Linked DNA regions of Homo sapiens: region 1 is linked to region 2. A link is a loop called in an ENCODE intact Hi-C map of the cell type or tissue named here. Cell type or tissue: PC-9. All regions are shown on one strand. Links, peaks and the distances in the headings refer to the core of each region. The heading gives the core; the rest is flanking DNA. Region 1 overlaps RAPGEF4 (Rap guanine nucleotide exchange factor 4). Region 2 overlaps RAPGEF4 (Rap guanine nucleotide exchange factor 4).

Region 1 (9,904 bases), core at 1,254-9,253, 120 kb after region 2:
GGAGGCCATCATCCTTAGCAAACTAATGCAGGAACAGAAAACCAAATACTGCATGCTCTCACTTTAAGTGGAAGCTAAATGATGAGAATACATGGACCCACAGAGAGGCACAACACACACTGGGGCCTATTGTAGGGTAGAGGGTAGGAGGAGGGAGACGATCAGGAACAATAACTAATGGGTACTGGGCTTAATACTTGGGTGATTAAATCCTCTGTACAACAAACTCCCATGACACAAGTTTACCTATATAACAAACCTGCATATGTACCCCTGAACTTAAAAGTTTTTAAAAAGAAAGAAATTAATATATCTTCTGTCCAACCTAAAATACCTTAGTGCAGATTTGAACTGAAGGGAAATGTTATTCCTAGGCAGGAAAAAGCAAAAGTAAAATAGTTCACAAATTAATTTCCAACATCCAGTAAACTTAGCCTTTTCATATCTAACCATGAAGAGCAAAACTGGAATTTCAGAAATGAAAAGAGGAAAAATTCTTTTCATGCCACTTCCAGCTAAAAACTCCTCAGAGATTTCTCTACATATTAATCAAATAAATATTTAATGAACAATCTGTATGCACAAAGCACCGCAGGGATTCTGAGATAACAAAGACACAATTTTTTAAGGACTTCATGTAGTACTTGGAGAAACAGATATATCAATAACTGTGGTATAAGCAATGAAATATTTACTGTAATGGAGATTCAGGAAATGCAGAAAGGTCCTGAGGGTGCACTCAGGATATGACTGGTGTCTGGCGGAAATATATCCCATAGATCCCTCAAAATCAAGAAAATCAGGAATACCCTAACCCGATCAATAATCTCCCTTTCAGTTGTTTCATCTGATGCATTGATTATGAATCTTCAAAGACCAAGGATGAGAAAAGTCACCTGTAGTGTGCTATATTTTTTAAAGCAGTTTCTATAGCTTCTCAGATTGTTTCAGTAGGTGTGTCTCTAATTGAGCCAATCTCATTTTTAAACATCTTGTAACCCAAACCTAGGATTATAATTAACTTAGTATCATTTACCAGAATAGTGTCCTTTGAACTCTGACAAATCAGATGAGCACAACAGATGACATTCTCAAATGTCCATGAAATAAACTGATGTTTGCACAGGTATTTTTATTCAAACTAGAATTACATAACATGGTAAATCATTATATGTTATTATTTATAGGGTGTTATTGTAAGTTTGTTACTGTGACATAGTTTTAAGGATGTATCTACTGTATGCCCAATGGGCTTGAGAAAATACTTCCAAAGTTTTGAGAAATGGAAACTTGCCTTTCTATCAGGGTATCTGAGATAGCTGTAATCTTGTTAGATGTTATACACTGTAAATATGCATGCTTGTAATATTTATAAATTTGTTCTCTATACTTAGGTTTTAACATCCCAGGTTAGTAGACATTTCTTCTGCTTTTCTGGTGGGGAGAGAATGCTAACTTTGATTGGGATTTTTCAAACTTTAGAAATCTGGCCTTCCTGAACACAATTAAAGCCCAAGCTTGTGACCCAAACTCTGCCATCCTTTACAGAATCCAATTCCTTGATGAGGGCGGTAGGGGAGGGGCTGGGTTTCTGGGGTCCAATGTGTGCACTTTGGGAGTCTCAGTGGTACCCAGTGGCGGGGGCCGTGGGGCTTGGCCAAGGTGACCCTGTTCTGCCTCAAGTAGTTAGAATAAGGATAAGGATTGATCCATTCAGCAAATACTGAAATCACGCTATTGAGATTTAAATTCACATGTAAACATTTTCCAATACTAATTTCATAAATTATTATTAAATTTCATAAAAATGGAGTGTGTTTTTTTCCTGATTCTCTTAGGAGGGTAATGTAAGGATTATGTTGTGTTTTTATGTATTCTTGTGTTTTTATCTATTCTTATGAAATGTTTATATAATGAATTTGGTTGAGATAGTTTATTTGTAATTTAGAAAGTTTGAAGTGTGTTATTTGTGAATATTAAGTATATTACTCAAATACTCCTAAAGGCCAAATGCATTTTCTTTAATAAATTATAAGTATTTGATTTTCCTGTAAGGTACTTGAGTATTCCAAAAATAAGGACAATTGTGATTGCACAATAATTCCTTTAACTGGAAAACATATTGGCTTATTTAGATAACATAAATGTTGTTAGAATGATGACCTTATGATTATATTGACTAGATCCAATCTTTAGAAATGCTCACATGTTAGTAAGGATTATGAAGTTATGGATCCATAGGGTTCTACTGATACTCATCCAATTCTTTGATGCTCAAAGTGTGGTTCCCACACCAGCAGCATCAACATCACTTGGCAGAAATGAAGAATCTTAGGTAACATCTCAGACCAACATAACCAAAATCTGCATTTTAATGAGATCCCCATGGGCTTCATGCAGTCATTAAAATTTGCAAAGCACTGATTTTGTGCATCATTTTATCAGACACAAAACCCAGTCCGTTTAAAAAAACAAAGGACTAGGAAGAGGGGAATTACTTAGTATTCCTCTCTGTCAGTAAGTTTCTACTCAATTGCAACTCATTGAATCTGATTCTTCACACCACAGTGCAGTGGAAACACCCAATCAGTTTGCTCCCAACATCCCTTCATATACCTGAACACATAAGTTACTCTCAGTTTTCTCTTTGGGCACCTACAATGAAGTCAGCTAGAATAAATGAATCAATGAAGAAATTCTTCCATTCATTCAATAAATCCTTGAGTAGTTCTGTATGCCAAGAGCTGGGGTAGAACAGTGAGCAAAACAAGGTTCTTGTCTTCATGCAGCTAACATTTCAGTACAGTAAACAGGTAAGAAACGAACATGAATATCCAGTGTGATAAATGCTATAGCGAGAGGGGTAAAGAGTGCCAGATATGGGGCAGGGATACGATATCCTATAGAATGGACAGAGCAGGCCTCTCCAAGAAGGTGTGTTTGAGCAGAGACCTGAAAGAAGTGAGGGTGTGAGCCATGGGGCTGTCTGGGAAGAGTGCATCCAGGCAAAAGGAAGAGAGGGTGTGGCCTGAGCAGAGGGCTAGAGAGCAGAGATAAGATCAGAGGTTGCAAGGAGCCAGACAGTTACACTGTAAACTATAGAGTTTGGCTTTCACTGGGAGTGGGAAGAGAAGCCATTGGAGGATTTGGGGCAACATGATCTGATCTATGTTTTTATAGGATCATGCGGCTATGGGGTTGATGATGTTGGGGCAGGGATGGCAGGGGATGGAAGCATACACACCTTCTAGGACAGGATCATGATCTCTAGACAAGGGATAACCAAGGCTTGGATAAGGCACAAGTGGCTATGGAGCACTTGAAATGTAGCTAATGAAATTTAGGAACAGAATTTAAAATTTTTAATTTAAATGAAAATTCCTGCCAGGCATGGTAATTTACACAATCATAGCTCACTGCAACCTCAAACTACTGGGCTCAAGTGATCCTCCTGCTTCAGTCTCTCAAGTAGCTAGGACTGCAGGCATGTGCCACCACACCAGGCTATTTTTTTTTAAATTAGAGATTATAAAGGGAAATGTCATAGTGTTCCAGCCCTTTTGTAATAAGTGCCAGTCCATGAAAGTTGTAAGAATTGAACCATGTCTTCAAAATCTTAACATTTGTTTTATTTCCAAAAAGCACTCAACACACTATTCCCAGGTTTGGACTTTGTTGTCAGAATTTCTCGTATTGGAAACAAGGGTGAATGATGAGGCCAAGGCTTAGATTTGTAAAAGGAGGAGGGAACAGTGGTTGAAGACTCTTTTTCAGAGTTTATGTTTCCATAGAAGTCACAGTTGTAAGGGGAGACACACCGTAATGGGCAGTGGCTTCTGTGGAATATTATGGTTGGCTTGTGTACATCTCTTAGCTTCTACTACTCAAATGCAGATTTCATAGTAATATGTTGGTATTGCCATTATAAGAAAATCTAGGCTCGATCAAGCCAATTTGTAAGGAAAAAATGAACTACTTTGTAAGATCTAAAAGAGAACCATTCTTACTGGTAAGAACAGGGACCTCTCTAAAGTTACCATTTTATTTTTTGCCTCTAAATATCTGACTTAGAAGTGTCTAACAGATATAGATATACCTCCTAGAAAGCAAACACTCAGAAGATCCTGTATGTTAAAAGAAAGATTACTATCTAATTGAAGCTGCCTCTCTCCACTAGAAGAATTCAGAAACAATCTTACATTGTAAGTTAGGGTTTGACAGAATCATTCTAAAAACATGCCATCTTGCAGCACTGTGTTAGGGTATGTTGCGGAGAAACTTGAACCATTTGCTAGCACCTGCTAAGAGCAGTACTCCAGAACAGTTGACAGGGGGGGTCCAGGCAGCCTGTTTCCTGGAAGCGCTTCCTTCGTCCGGTTTTACAGACTCACCATGCAGTCTTCTGTATTCTTCAGTCTCTTCTTACTGTCAGATACAAATAGTCAGACTGCAGCCTGAGACCACACTGTAGTCTTCAGTGCCCCTGATTTATGAGCCACTTAAAAAATATATATATAATAGCTATCTATTATAGATATTTTACATTTATATAATATACAATCTTTTATATCTATTATATATTATATCTATTATTTATTTTATATGTAATAGTTCTCTCTATATAATTCTATATATATAATAGTTCTCTATATATATCTCTATATATAGATATCTCATGATCTCTATATATGTATAGAGAGAATTATATATAAATATGTTATATAATAAATATAAAAAATAACTGTTATATATTTATATATGTAATATATAGTCTCAGTTATTTGTTATAATATATGTAAAACCAACCAAATAACTCTCTAGAGAGAGACAGACAGAGAGAGAGTATATTTCAACTCAGTGAAATATACACATGAAATAATCCCCTTCCCCCACTGACCACTATTAACTGTGTTCTCTCTGGTACTTAGCAACCATAAAAACACCTCAGTCTTAATCCATAAATGTTTTGTCACTTTGGGCCCTTAAAATGTTATTTCAGCTATTAAAGATTAGTCATGTACATGTTTTAAATGTTCAGCTCTTGTTGGAGCTGAATCCCTGAGGAGCCTGGACTGGTGGTCCCAGCATTCGGTGGGGTGGGGGTGTGAGGGTGAGATCTGTGTCTCCCATCCCACCTGTCTTTACTTGCACTTCTCTGCTACTAGTGTATGAGGGAGAGAGAAAGAAGACATTTATTCTTTTGACTGGTCAAGACAAATTTTTCCCTTCAGGAGACGACTGGTGGGCTAGAGTGGCTACAGTCAGAGAACCTTACCCCATGAGATAAGACACTCCTAAAGTCTTTTCCCTAGAGAGTCTGCCTTTATTATGGTGAATGCTCTGGGTGTATTTCACAATGATGATGCTTTCCTTCTCCTTGCCAGAGCCACAAGGAGACCCTTTTTTGGCTCTTCATGAGGAGCTGAAGTAGGTAAAACTGGTGGGGTTGAAGTAGGTAAAACTCACATAGTGTGGGTGCCCAGCTGAAAACGCCCCATCCCCAGGAGTTTCTCACTGTCAAGCTAATCTGCATTCAGCCTCCAGCAATTAATCAGAACTACCATCTAAGTATTCTTACCAGTTTGTGGTTTCCAGGTGAGCGAATCTCTCAATCAGGACTCTGGATTTTCCTGTCTCTCCAGATTTCTGGGTGGCAGTTTGCTTTGCAACCTCAATTCTCTGAGGAGCCCAAGAGCACTCATTATTTTCACTTTTTTCTTGGCCATAAGCGACAACTTTCAAGCTCTTTACAAGAGAAAAGCTGAAACTGGAAATCTCTAAGCCAATTTTGAACTTAGGGGAAAAGACTTGGGGAGGAAAAAGAAGCCTTCAAATGGAAGCCGAAGAAGTCTCTAGATGATTTTTCCATTATTTCACAAATGGAAAAACTTACAGAGTTAATTCAGAGTAGTGAAATCTGCCTATGAGTCTGACTTAGTCCTTATTTTAATTTCATCTGGGCGGCCCCAAAGAGTGATGACATTGATGATAACTATTACAAGAATGAGACATACATTTCAAAGATCTTAGTTATATTATTCCAAAATGCCAAAGCAAGGGAATATAGCTCCTAAAAGTATATCATTTTCACTAAAAAACTGAATACTGCTCTCTACCTCCTAGAAATGTCCTCAGCTGAAATAAGAAAAGGGGGATTTGAAATCCAAAATGTTGCAGCATTTATTAGATTCATATTATCTTGTAATTGTTTAACCCGTAGAAGTTTGGCTTTTTCAACAAGACCAAGAGCCCATTTTGGCCAGGTACCTTATCAGAGTCTCCTTCTTTAGCCTCGCACACTGCTCTGCACACAACAGACCTTCATTAAATCCTTGAATCAGATTGGATGTGGACTTGCCTGGCTTTTTACCGCACTGGTTTGGCAGGAGTTGTGTCCCAATCTTGCTTGTCATTCTTGTCTCTTGGTTTAAAATGCTGTGCTTTGCAAAAGGCTTCTTTGAGCAAGCACTTGAGGAAAAAGAATTACCCCCTTTCAAAAGGGTCTGAATATGGTCTTTCGTGAGGCCTATTACAGTGCCTTATACCTCATTATAATCTACTGGGGAGTTATTGTGCATCTTGTAATGGAGGCTAAATTCATATTTTTCATTCACCTGATTAGTATTTATGTATTGGCTCTGGTGCCAAAAGGAATATTTTCCGTCTCTGTTTCTCCTTTTCAGTAGTAATATGAACATAATACAAGGCAGTAGAAAGAGCATCCCCTTTCCAGAAACAAACAAAAATCAATTACAGTCAGTCCTGAGGGAAGTCTTTCGTGGAGAAAGCCAAGAAAAGCAGAAAGAAAGCTGAATGCCTCTGCCTTTATCTGTCCCCCCTGCCTCGCGGTTTTAGGATCACATTGTCACAGCCCCATTTGGATTCTTTCATGCTCAGGTAGGGAGGAAGAATTTTTATCAACACATGATTGATGTGTCAAAATCTAGAAAATTTCATTGGAGAGGGGTCCATGCCTTTCGGGGCTCATTTGTGATACGTGTTTTCTGGCTATAGGGCCAAACATGGGGCTCTAGGAAGCAAACCGAGCAGGCCAAATGCAGCCCCTACTCTGTGCCGTCCCGCTGTCCTCCTGCCTAGCCTAGCGCTCAGCAGGAAGAGTATCCGGGAGGATATGGTGTAGGGAGCGAGTGAGAGGGCTGGGTGGCAGCTGTGGCAGCCCTGCCCAGCCCTGTGGCCACTGCGACATCTTCTGTATGGGTCCTGGGGCTGCTGCTCTCGGATCAACTCTTTGCCCTTTGGTTCTGCCTTTGGGCTGGTTTTCTTTCTTTGACTCTCACGGATACTGCAGTGCTGCTTCTTTCCCTCTTCCATTTAACCTAATCATTTATAAAATGAAATTCTTTTCCATGTTTCTCTGACTTCTGGCTGGAGAGAGATCGGATGCGGGAAGCTCTTGCCTCCCTCTCAGCAGTGGCCCCGAGGCATCTCTAGTAGTGGCCATACCTCTAGGGTTCTGGGACACCCTCCAGGGTTCCAGCTCCCAGCAGGACACCTGGCTCAGGCCCTGGTCATGCTTCCTTCTCCCTCTGTCCCTTTGCTTGAGGGCCTCCTGCTTTGCCAATATTGGGACTACCTCTCACAGTGATCTATTTGGCTTCTGAAATTTTCCTCCCCTGGTGCAACACTTCCCGCATTAAATTCCCTTGTGGTAAATACAATGAATGGTTTCCATCTCCTGGCTGCACTGGACTGCTACTCCTCTCCCTGGTATATTTGTCTTAGCCCTGATAGGACAGTTCCTCAATGCTAAATGTTGTTTTATTGTTACAAAGTTTCTTTTTCTTTTTTTTTTTTTTTGAGATGGAATCTCACTCTGTCGCCCAGGCTGGAGTGCAGTGGCACGATCTCAGCTCACTGCAACCTCCGCCTCCCGGGTTCACGCCATTCTCCTGCCTCAGCCTCCCAAGTAGCTGGGACTACAGGTGCCCGCCACCACGCCCGGCTAATTTTTTTGTATTTTTAGTAGAGACGGGGTTTCACCGTGTTACCCAGGTTGGTCTCGATCTCCTGACCTCGTGATCTGCCCGCCTCAGCCTCCCAAAGTGCCGGGATTACAGGCGTGAGCCACTGCGCCTGGCCCACAAAGTTGCTTTTTAAAAAGTTAATTCAGACCAAGCATGATGCAGGGTGCTCATATGTAATCTCAGTAGGTCACTGTGAATATTTATTGCTGGAAATTCATCAGATCAAGTCTGATACCTGATGACCTAGAAGAGCTTGGATGCAATTTTCTCAATAACTTGAATCAAACAGAACACAGACTCTTCCAAAGGGTGGGCCAAGATGTCTCTAGAAGAAAACTGCAGGTGGATGGGGTCATTGTACCTGCAGTGGAGACACTGGAGTGAAATAGACCTGGAGTCTACTCTAAGCAATTCCAGTTATTGGCTGTGTGAGCACAGGCAAGTCCCTAGGTGTCTCTGGTCTTAGCTGTCTCCATAAACAATGGGAGTCAGAATATAGCAAGGAGATACATGTAAAGGAGCATGTGTGCACAGCATGTATAAACCTGCCTCTAGAGCTGGCTTGCTTTCTTTGTTTCTCACAAATGTCACCATGCTTTTGTCTTTCCTTCTCCTGTTTAACCTAAGAATTCTTAAAATGACATTCTTTCTCTTATTTTTCTACAGTGCAGCTAAGGTAAAATTCTCAAAAGAAACTTTACTTGAAAACCAAGGGAAACCAAAAAGGAAGTAAATAATCTGACACAAAGGCAATAAAGTTACACTTGTAATGCAGGGGTCTCTGAACAGGCATTGGCCAGTGACTATTTCCAGGGATGTGGCCTGCCTGTCAGGCTTGCCCTGTCTCAGAGCATTTGGCTTCTAAGTACCAACATAGTTCTGAGGATGTGGTATATTGCCTAACTGAATACAGTGTCCCTTTCAAAGACAAATTCCTATTCCCTCAAAATAAAACCTTCCCTGCTTTCCCCTGCATGTGTTCCTTGGAGATTTTATTTAAATAAAGGGACCATCCCCTCCTCAAGGCATCCTTCATTCATCATGTTGCCCCTAAACCTAAAATCTTTGAGCCGGAGAAGGATCTGAGGATTCTGCCTTTCAACAGATGAAATACCCTCTTGGTCCTGGAACTGGTACTAGGATTACTAGCTAAAAGACAACCTTGTGTACATTTACCTCTTTAGAAGTTGCAAATCAAAGAAAAAGTTCTGGTTGAAGCTTGATACTTCTTTGCTTTAGTAACACTTTCTTTTCAGGGTTCCAAGGAACCAGAAAGGGAGCTGTCCAACAAAATAAAGTAGCCTAGAGACCACTTGTTAGCATTTTGTTAAAATATAGCCATTGCTTTAGAAACAAATTAAAACATGCAATCTTCAAATAATGTTTCATTGCACCTACCAAAGAATAAACACTTATCACCAGTCCAGAAGCATGGGCATCTTCTTGACCTTGGTTCTGGCAGCCTCTCAAAGATCACTGCAAAGGAAAGTAGGTTTTTCATTGGAAAGAAAAGTTGAGCTCAGAAACAAATCCCATACCCATCTACTCTAGACCACACCTATCTGTACCTCTTTACTCTAAGACAAGAAGAAGAAATGGATTTCTACTATTATTTTCAAGAAACCAGAGGTCTTTACAATTTGATACAGTCAGGTGCAGTCCTAGACTGTAAACCAACCTGTGTAATGAAAAGAGGTGAGAGGCTTAAGAACCTGGGAACTCACAACTTAGAAATATGTAGCGTGTTTTAACTGCACGTTTTCAGGGTCCCAGTGTATGATGGTCTCACGTGTTTGAACACTTCTCTGGGTGATATACTATCAAAGAATTCTTGTCTTCTTTGAGGTGTTAGGTGCAAGTACAGGGACTCTGTGAGCTCATAGTCTCTCTCCATCAGTACGTCTGCCATAACAGAGCAT
Region 2 (9,904 bases), core at 585-8,584:
AATTACCTCTACTGATCTACATTTCCTGAGTTGATATGTGTGCACTCATCAAGGCAAGCATCCCTTGTGGGGTAGATGACCTTGCATCCATGTCCTTTGAGAGAATAAATATTTATATTGACAGTGCAGCTGCCATATATTGAGTTCGTAAAATTGGGTTTGGGTGTTTTAATCTGGCATATTATTCTTGCTTAATTTCATTGTGCTGACTATGGTTACAGAGCTATAAATCAGGGACAGTGTTTACCCACAGAAGGAAAGGAGAGCAGGAATAATAGTGTGAAATATTGCCTTTGTTTATTAAAAGTGTTTCTTCATTTGGGCACCTGTTGTCTTTTGGTTGCCGGTTCCCTCTGGATCTTACCAGTTTTTGAATTTTTTTTAGAAATTAATAAACAGATCTATGATCGTCTGAGGTAAGAGGTAGCATAAAGCTCATAAAGTAAAGGAGTGAGTGGGGCAGGTAAAAAGAAACCTATTTTTAATATACAAAAATAGGGCATATGTATACAAAGTTCAAACAGTACAGACAAGGCTAACTACATAATTTGTGGGGCCCAGTGCGAAATAAAAATATGGGATCTCTTGTTCTCCTCAGAGGAAAAAATATTAACTTTTTCTGTGTTCTCTATCTCAACTCCTCATTTTGTTCTTTGCCATTTAATGTTCTAAGTAAAGAAAAACCCACATTTTAAATTATTAGCATAAATTTGTTTATCTGTGGTGCAATACCAGTTTTAAATGCAAATATAAGACCATTTAACTTACATGCAGAATGACCCAAACTACATAATTTGAACTTCCTAGCTCGGACATGTGTATATATTTCATTCTTACTAGGGCAGTGGAAACTTTGCACAAAACTGATTCAACTGTTTTCATTTTGCTTCTTGATGCATGCACATTCTAACCAACACTGACTATCTTCAGCTTACTCACAGTAAGGAAGGACTAAAAGGAAAAAGAAGTATAGGTTGCCCTATCTTTCCTTTACTTTAATGTCATTATTTTCAGACTAATGGTTGGCTAATAGAATTGGCTCTTGGTATCCATGGGTTACACATCCATGGATTCAACTAACCCCAGATTTCAAAAAAATATGCCAGTTGGGCGCGGTGGCTCACGCCTGTGATCCCAGCCAAGGTGGGCGGATCGCCTGAGGTCAGGAGTTCAAGACTAGCCTGGCCAACATGGCGAAACGCTGTCTTTACTAAAAACACAAAAATTAGCTGGGAGTGGTAACACACGCCTGTAATCCCAGCTACTCAGGAGGCTGAGGCAGGAAAATCACTTGAACCTGAGAGGTGGAGGTTGCAATGAGCCGAGATCACGCCATTGCACTCCAGCCTGGGCGACAGAGCGAGACTCCGTCTCAGAAAAAAAAAAAAAATCCAAAAAAGGTATGGCACTGAACATGTACAGAGGTTTGGGTTTTTTTTTTTTTTTTTGTCATTATTCCCTAAACAATATGATATGGTAACTATTTACATAGTATCTGTTTGGGGGAAACTAAGGGGAAGAACGCATTTTATGGATGTTATACAAAACTTAAAATTTGATAAATATTTTCTAGTTACACTCTAGAAAGTCTGAAGCAATTTTCACTCTCCACAACAGTGTAGGAGTATACTTGTTTTTTCAGTTCTTTAACCTGAGTAATTTCAAACTTTGAAAATTTTTATTACTTCGCTTTGTATTTCCCTAATCACGCATCTTTTAAATATTTCTTGGCAGTTGTACTGTTTTTGGTCTGTGAATGGCTGGTTCACATCTTTTGTTCAGTACTCTATTGGGTTGTATCTACAGTTTATGAGATTATAAGAACACTTTGTAAATTAAAGAAACGTGCCCCTTTTGCCATACGCATTAAAATATCTTTTCCAGGGTTTTGTTCCAGATACATTTTGTGACTAGGCGCTTAGGACTGAAGAAGCATTTCCTTTATGAGTTTTTTCCTCAAGACATTTCATTCATTAATTTTTTTCCCTGTAATTTCTTCCTGTGAACTATGCCCCAGTTACACATCCCTAAGGACATACAGTATCACTATTGAAGCAAAACTTTTAAAAAATCATTTTATTGTCTACTGCTTCTCCTGGAAATTATTTTAATTTATCTGTTTGATGTTTTTATCCTTTTTCTACTGGGGAGATGCTACTTCAGGAAGCTAATTCCAAATTAGTTAGTTCTTGGATCTGTTGGCTCCAAGACGCAATTCCCAGCACTTATTCATCCTTATCTATTTGGGGGAAACTCAGAGGAAGAAGGCATTTTGAAATTCTATCACGTGCTGTTTTTCTTGGCTGGATCAATGGCTTAGCCATTGGCTGCATGGTCTCTCTTTCTCTTTACACACCAGATACTTTCAATTGGAGTTTCTAGTAGAGTTGAAGCTAAAGAACACTGAATGCAAAAACAAAGTAATTCCACTTTTGTGCCTCAATCTTATCATCCCAGTGCTCAATGTATTGGCCTTCAGTGGTTCTAGTAAAATGGGATATAATCATGTGTGGAAAATAGCAGAGGCAGCTTCAAAAAACTCAGGGAAGAGAGATTGAAAGGAGTGTCCAAGATGGGGTACATATTATAAAGGCAGAGGAAGAGAACTACTCTTCATAAAACTTGATTTGGAGATAATGCTACAATTGTGGTGACTGGTGCTAGTAAACAGGAAGATAAAGCTACTTTTCTGCATGCTCTGAAACCTCTCTCAACAAGAAATAATCCCATTGTAAATAAATTTGTTTATTTGTTTATAAAATCCCAAGCAACTGCTTTTTTCTTCTTCTTCTTCTTCTAATTGGAACATTTGGGATTTCAGGTTTTCAGATTAGGGGTAAACATTCTGCAAATATTCCAAAATCTGAAAAAATCAGAAATCTGAACCAAACAAATGACTTTTAACCACTTTGAAAAATGAGAACCTCTACAAAAGATTGGGTTTCAATAAAGGGAAATCTCTTTTCTACACACATTCTTTCTCCTTTAAACATCGAAATAGTCTTGAAAGAATTTTTTTATTAAATTCTGTTCTCTTTCTTTGATTTTTTTCTTAGGTGAAATATTACATTTTGTTTTCCTGTGGCATAATGGCAATGTCATCCTTATCAGCTTATGCTCCTATTCCGTACTTCAGTTGACTGGCGCCCTCTGAGGCTTCTGAGCTATGTAGGAGTTTTTGCCCCCCACTAGCTGACACCAGTACGTTACAGAGTTGCTCTAAGTTGCCAGCCGTCCCTTCTCACTGAGATCAAACTGCTCTCTTTCCTCTGCTCCTGGTGCCTTTTCTCTGCTAAAGGTTGGGAAATGATATGCGTCTAAGCAAGAGTAAATAGACCGTGAAGAAGTGAGTTGTGAGTGCTCATAGTGGTGTCACCTAGCAGCTTTGATATGTGAAACAGATGCCACATTCATTTTGGTGTCTTAGAGGACAGATATGCAGTTGCTAATTGTGTTCAGATCAATTAAAGGATGTGTATAAGTGGCTATTGGATTACTGGTGTGTTGTTAGTGATTTAAATCTTTATAAAACATTATTTCTAAACTGTTGACCAAGCTGCAAACATATCCAACAATATGCATGCTCATTAATAAATAGAAGAGACAGTTTCTACAGTGGAAAGCACATGGGCATGGTATCAAAATGAGGTTTTACTGCTTTTTGGCAGTGTGATACTGGACCAGAAGTTTGTACCTCAGTTTTCTCACCTGTAAAGTGAGATAATAAAATATAGCTTGTGTGGTGGTGGCATGCCTAGCACATGAATAAACACTGAGTGAAAGAATTTCATTAAATGATAACAATTTTAGAAATATATAACCTGATATTAAATATGTTTTATGAATATAAATCATTAGAATACGTTCTTGATACTTATGATAATAAAATTATTTATCCTTATTGATACATACCTTAAATATATGATTATGACTTGCTAAAAAATATACAATTTTCAAATAACAACAATCTCTTAACCAGTATACATTTCCAATTCAGAAATCAAATTCTCAGTGGCAAGGGAAGATTGAGATCCAGAAAGAACTAAGACTAGCGAGCATTCCATTCCTCTAAGGCTTCTAAATTAGAATGTGGGTCTAGGGCTGGAAAGAGGGTGAGATTGAGTATCATTCTTCCAATCTCTTTCTGGCTTTTTGTTCCTGACTTTGAATGAGGGTGATAGTTGTAATTACTCCAGACTTTCTGAATAGAAGTGAAAAGTGAGGTAAATCTAACTTGTTGAAATGGAAATATACCTTCCACTCCATAAAAGATGTCACATCTTGGTATAATCTCAGGCTTATTTTTTTAGATGCAAATTAGTGAAAAAACAATAGCTAACAATTTTGGCAGCCAAAATCTTCATGGTAGCTTCCTTTGAATGCCAAAAATCTCTCATGTATGGACACATATGCCTGCATAAATACATGCAAAACACACCCTCTTCTGCCTCCACATGTCTATGGCAATTTCCAGGAGAAATGCCAGAAGAAGCAAATGCCTCAAAGACTCTGTGCTTTGAGGTTAAAGGTGTGATGCCTTTGGCACCACCAGAACTCAACTTCGTTGTAGCTCTGTGGTGTGTGACGTCTCAGTTGTGATATCCTAGAGCAACCTCATAGCCCTGATCTCCCATTCTGTCCATGTGATTAAACACGCTCTGTTTGGGTGTTGCCTGGTAGAATAATAACACTGCTTAGGTAAGAAGGGTATTGTCCTGAGGTGTGGCGTCCTTTTGACTTCCTCCCCCAAATGGAGCACTTCCTGCTTTCCAGCTGAATGATGAGTCATGAGAAGAGACTTGAGGATGTGACACAGGAGACCAGTCAGGCCATAATTATTTGTAAGGCATGTGTAACAAATCTGCTTTCAGCACACATCCCATCCAGGTAAAGCCAGGAAATACAACGAGGGCTGGAAATAGCTCGTGGCTAGCATCCTCAACACTAGTCATTTAGTGCTTTCAACAACCCAAAGTGCCACATCAAAGTACTCATGTTTACCAGAATTCTCATTGCAGATCTGAATTCTGATGATTATTTCTATTTTTGTGATTTCTGGCAATTGAGAAACATTGTTAGAGTTTATTCAGAGTGAGAGATTTGTGAAGTGTTTGATATATGTCTGAGATAGACCTAGGTATGTGCTATAATGGCACATAGAAATGTGGCCAGGAGCACAGTCATGTGAGAAAGCTCCCTGAGGTATGTAAGGAGAATGGCTCATATTGCATTTTAAATTGTGTTCTTACAGAACATGAGCATTACCATTTATTACTGTGTATGTCAAGAACCATGTTGGGTGTGTGTGTGTATACATTTTGCTGAATCCTAACTATGGGCTTTTGAGGCAATTATAAACATAAAAATAGCTATATGACTAATGCTTGCTATGGGCTTGTCATTATGCTAAGTAGCCATCTTATATACATTGTCTTATTTAATCCTCCTAACAACATTGGCCGGTGGGGGTGATTATCCCATTTTATAAGTAAGAAAATGGAGACTTGGAGAGATTAAGGAGCTTGCCCAGGGTTGTATGGCTAGTAAAGTGAAAGAGTTAGGATTTAAACTTGCTCTGTCTGACTTCAAAACTTGTGATTTGTACCACACCATTTTTCTCTCTTACCATCCTATGATCAAGCATTATCAGTGACGAACCAGCCAACCAACAAACCAAACAAACCAATAAACAAGTAAATAAACAAATAAATGCAGTTTCAACCTTCTTTAATGGAGTGTATGTTATAATAGAAAGGTATTCTTTTTCTATTATCTCACTCTGTTGCCCAGGCTGGAGTGCAGTGGGGTAATTGTAGCTCACTGTGGTCTTGAACTCCTGGGTTCAATCCCACCTCAGCCTCCTGATTAGCTGGGACTACAGGTGTGCACCGCCTTGCCTGGCTAAATTTATTTTGGTGGTAATGGGATCTCACTATGTTGCTCAGGCTGGTCTCAAACTCCCATCCTCAAGTGATCCTTCCACCTTAGCCTCCCAAAGTGCTGAGATCACAGGTGTGAGCCACTCTGCCCAGCCAAGAAAAATGCTTATATTCACTTGGAGAACAATAGCTCAAATATGGTGTAGTATTCCATTCTCACCAACACTTAGGAAAAAATGGAAATCTACAACCTTAAGTTAAATCCAACAAACATGAAGTGCCTACTGTGTTGGTCATGCTTCTTATGAGACTCTGGGGTGAACAATCAAGAGATACTTTGGAAAAGAGCACCCTCTTAGAATACCAGAAGAATACCAGAAGGCTGAGGCAAAAGAGTACCAGAAGGCTAAGGCTACTGTTCTCACTTTAGTCTCTCACATTGCTACATATCATTTCCTACAAGAAGTGACCTGTTGGGGGGTCTTCCCTTTGATATCCTAAAAAATGAAACATGTTTATTTCTCTGTGGATATCATGACGTGAAAGAATATCCTCCTCAAAAATATCTTCCCCATTTTAACTTCAGTACACTTCATAGAAAGATCAGAGTCATGGTAATGGGCCATTATACCACCATGATCACACACACCAGAACACACTGGGAAATCCGCCTTTGTTATCCCTGCAATTAGGTTTAGTTCTAAAGTGATTAACTTAGAGAAAATGAAGTAAGATAATATTAAATAAGCCAGCTTTTGGATATTTGATTTATGACTAAAAGGAAAGGATCCAGAAGCAGCTTTGAGGAAATCTCATGCACGGTAGAAAGTTAATATCTCAAATAAATTTAAAGGCTTTCTAAGCATGCTGGTGATTAGTTCAATTGTAGATCTCTTTTATCACCTAGATATGGGTTTTAAAAACTATTGTAGGATCTCTTGGTATGGAGGAGATTCCAGAAAACTTTGTATAAATGTTTTTGGTAAAATTTAAAGATATTGTGTACCCCAAATATTTTCTCTTCTCTAGGAATTTAGTTTACACATGTGAAAATTTATCTGAAGTGTGATCTTACATATACTTGATACACCAAACACAGTCACAGGGGAGGATGGGAGGCAAACTTGCATGAAACGCGTTAGAGAAAACCAAAACCTATTTATTTGAACCATATGTTGTTCTTTACTGCACTTATTTTTTTCTTAAGAAGCACAAATTAATTTAGCTAGTTTCTAAGTTTGGGCAATAAGCAAGTTCTTCTTCCCATGCATCCTTTGATCCCCATCACCAAACAGGGAACAGCTTTCTTCTGGTGTAGGTCTCCATGACCCCTCCCCTAAAAGATCAGCAACACACTCAGGACCTCCATTTATATTTTTACTTTTAATGAAATAAATACATCGTGAATATTAATTATGGTGAGTTAGAAGAAAGTGTTCAGCTTCCTTATAAAGCCAGGTCATTGGCTTTGTTACAGGAAAGGGGTCCTGTAGGAACGGGGGTCCAAGAACGCCAAGAGAGGGTTCTTGGATCTCACACAAGAAAGAATTCAGGGCGAGTCTGCAGTGCAAAGTGAAAACAATGTTATTAAGAAAGTAAAGGAATAAAAGAATGGCTAGTCCGTAGACAGAGCAGCCCTGAGGGCTGCTGTTTGCCCATATTTATGGTTATTTCTTAATGATATACTAAAGAAGGGGTGGATTATTCATGCCTTCCCTTTTTAGGCCATATGGGGTAACTTCCTGACATTGCTATGGCATTTGTATACTGTCATGGCGCTGGTGGGAGTGTAACAGTGAGGATGCCCAGAGGTCAGTCTCTTCATTATTTGGTATTGGTGGGTTTTGGCCAGCTCCTTAACTGCAACCTGTTTTATCAACAAGGCCTTTATGACCTGTATTCTGTGCTGACCTCCTATCTCATCCTATGAGTTAGAATGCCTTAAGCATCTGGGAATGCAGCCCGGTAGGTTTCAGCCTCCTTTTACCCAGTTCCTATTTAAGATGGAGTTGTTCTGGTTTACATACCTCTGACAGCTTTATCATCATCTTAAGCTTTAGGGAGAAGCTACCTTTATTCATTCATAGTATATTTACTGAGTATTTAGTAGTGGCACATCATTACACAAAGGAGATACAAAAAAATTCCTGGGCATTGGGCGTACGGAGGTACTAATTCAAGAGGTAAGTCATATGCATATGAAAGGCAGAGTATCAATATAAAAGTTGCTAACATTAAGAGGAACATGTATGGGTCAAGAAGTGAAATGATCAATATCATATTTTCTGTTCTCTTAAGTGCTAAAAGCCTCTTTCTCTTTAGTACTTTGTCTTGTGTTTCATCTCTAATTCAAAGCTTTTATAAAATCTTACTTCCTCCATTGAAACCTTTGAGCATGTGACGAATTATGGTCAGAGCATCCCTGGGTCCAAATTATTCATTATATGGCTTCTCTTCCATTAAGGATCTGTGTTCGCTAGCTTTTTGTTTGTTTATGGCTCTCTATTCCTGTCAGAGCTGGTTTAGAGGTTCTGAGCCAGAGTGCAGCTACTTCCAAATCTTTAAAGAAACATTTTCCTCCAGGAAGGAAAACTGTTCTCTTAACTGATCATGCAATTCTGGAAGGCGAAGAAGGAGTGAGCCCTGACCCAACAGGACAGATTAGCCAGATCAACCTGGTTATCATAGCAGAGTACTATGTTTCCACTTCAACATCTGCACAACGCCTATTCTACCCATTGGGTGATCAACCACTTGTTCTTTGGTCCTCTGTGCCATTCTCTTAGTTGTTGATACTTTTACTGTCTACTTTACCTGCTAGAGTTATTTGCAGTGTTGGGGCGAGCTACTCAGTAACAGCCAAGTCTTAGGCGACTGCATGAAAAGTTCATCACTGCTGACTGTCACATCGTGAGCACCCAGTTAATATTTATTAAGGTAGTAATTGTTAGCAGTTAGATATGGATTTATTTAAGGTGAATATTATACTTCTTTTGTAGGAAAGAATCCAAAAGCATCAAGTGAAGCTGCCCTCTTCTTCCTTAGCAGGTCCTTTTTCAGGGAAATTGTCTTGGGATGTCTTGTTAGCTCTAGGGGTCTTAGAGATCACTCATTGCCTATGAACTGAAGAGCAGAAACAGGTCCAGAGAGCTTTCAACTGTTTCCCTAAGGCCACCATGCTGGGCATTGGCAGAGCCAGGACCAGCCTTGGTTTTCCTCTTACTGGCCCAGGGCTGACGCCATAGCACTATGTCTGAATGGGGCTTAAAAGCTAATGTGATAAGGGAAAGCCTTGAATTAACAGTGTCCAAAACTATTTTGAGATCCTGATGAAAGTGATAGACCCTCTCCCCAGAAAAATGCATGCTATGGTTTGGATATAGTTTGTTGGGCTCCACAAAGTCTCATGTTGGAATTTGATCTCACTGTTGGAGGTGGGGCCTGTGGAAGGTGTTTGGCTGGTGGGGGCAGATCCCTCATGAATGGCTTTGTGCCACTCCAAGAAGTGAGTGAGTTCTCGCTCTTACTTCCCTCAAGAACTGGTTCTTGAAAAGAGCCTAGCACCTCCTCCTTCCCCCTTTCTTCCTTTCTTGCCAAGTAATCGTTATACATTTCAGCTCCCCTTTATCTTCCGCCATGAGTGAAGGCAGCCCCCTCACTGGAAGCAGATGTTGGTGCCATGCTTCTTGTACAGCCAACAGATCCATGAGCCAAACAAACCTCTTCTTTATAAACTACCCAGCCTCAGGTATTCCTTTATGGCAATACAAACAGATTGAGACAATGCACACACACACTTACAATTTTGGATATAATTTTGGACATGAACTTCATGAAGCTTATCCAATGACAGCTGTCTAGGGTGCATGACCTCCATTTTATGAAGTACTGATACAGATGGAATTTACAAGAAACACTCTGCCTATTTCTAAATACTCCTATATTCTCATTACACTTGAGTAATTACAAGATTATAGAATGTGGATGGTTACTGCCACTTCTCAAAATGGCCGTTTAGGATTTAA

What was found. A loop is a pair of places that touch in the nucleus more often than their neighbours do. Peaks named below come from ENCODE experiments on the same cell type or tissue, not always from the same donor. Only the 100,000 strongest peaks of a DNase experiment are listed, where the experiment ranks them.
Region 1: a loop joins it to region 2, with 7 times the contacts of the local background. A loop is called at or near these places in 2 of 110 quality-filtered maps.

What each region holds. Positions count from the first base shown.
Region 1 is chr2:172,948,670-172,958,573 of GRCh38, forward strand. The region is part of intron 6 of RAPGEF4 (Rap guanine nucleotide exchange factor 4); the gene reads left to right. Among named protein-coding and RNA genes, the nearest start is that of MAP3K20, 120 kb to the right of the region's middle. In PC-9, for the core only: no CTCF peak of the experiment used is centred there; DNase peaks (open chromatin) are centred at 4,962, 5,622 and 5,972; H3K4me3 peaks cover 1,714 bases; H3K27ac peaks cover 2,372 bases.
Region 2 is chr2:172,831,830-172,841,733 of GRCh38, forward strand. The region is part of intron 4 of RAPGEF4 (Rap guanine nucleotide exchange factor 4); the gene reads left to right. Among named protein-coding and RNA genes, the nearest start is that of RAPGEF4-AS1, 100 kb to the left of the region's middle. In PC-9, for the core only: no CTCF peak of the experiment used is centred there; DNase peaks (open chromatin) are centred at 4,752 and 7,832; H3K27ac peaks cover 2,871 bases.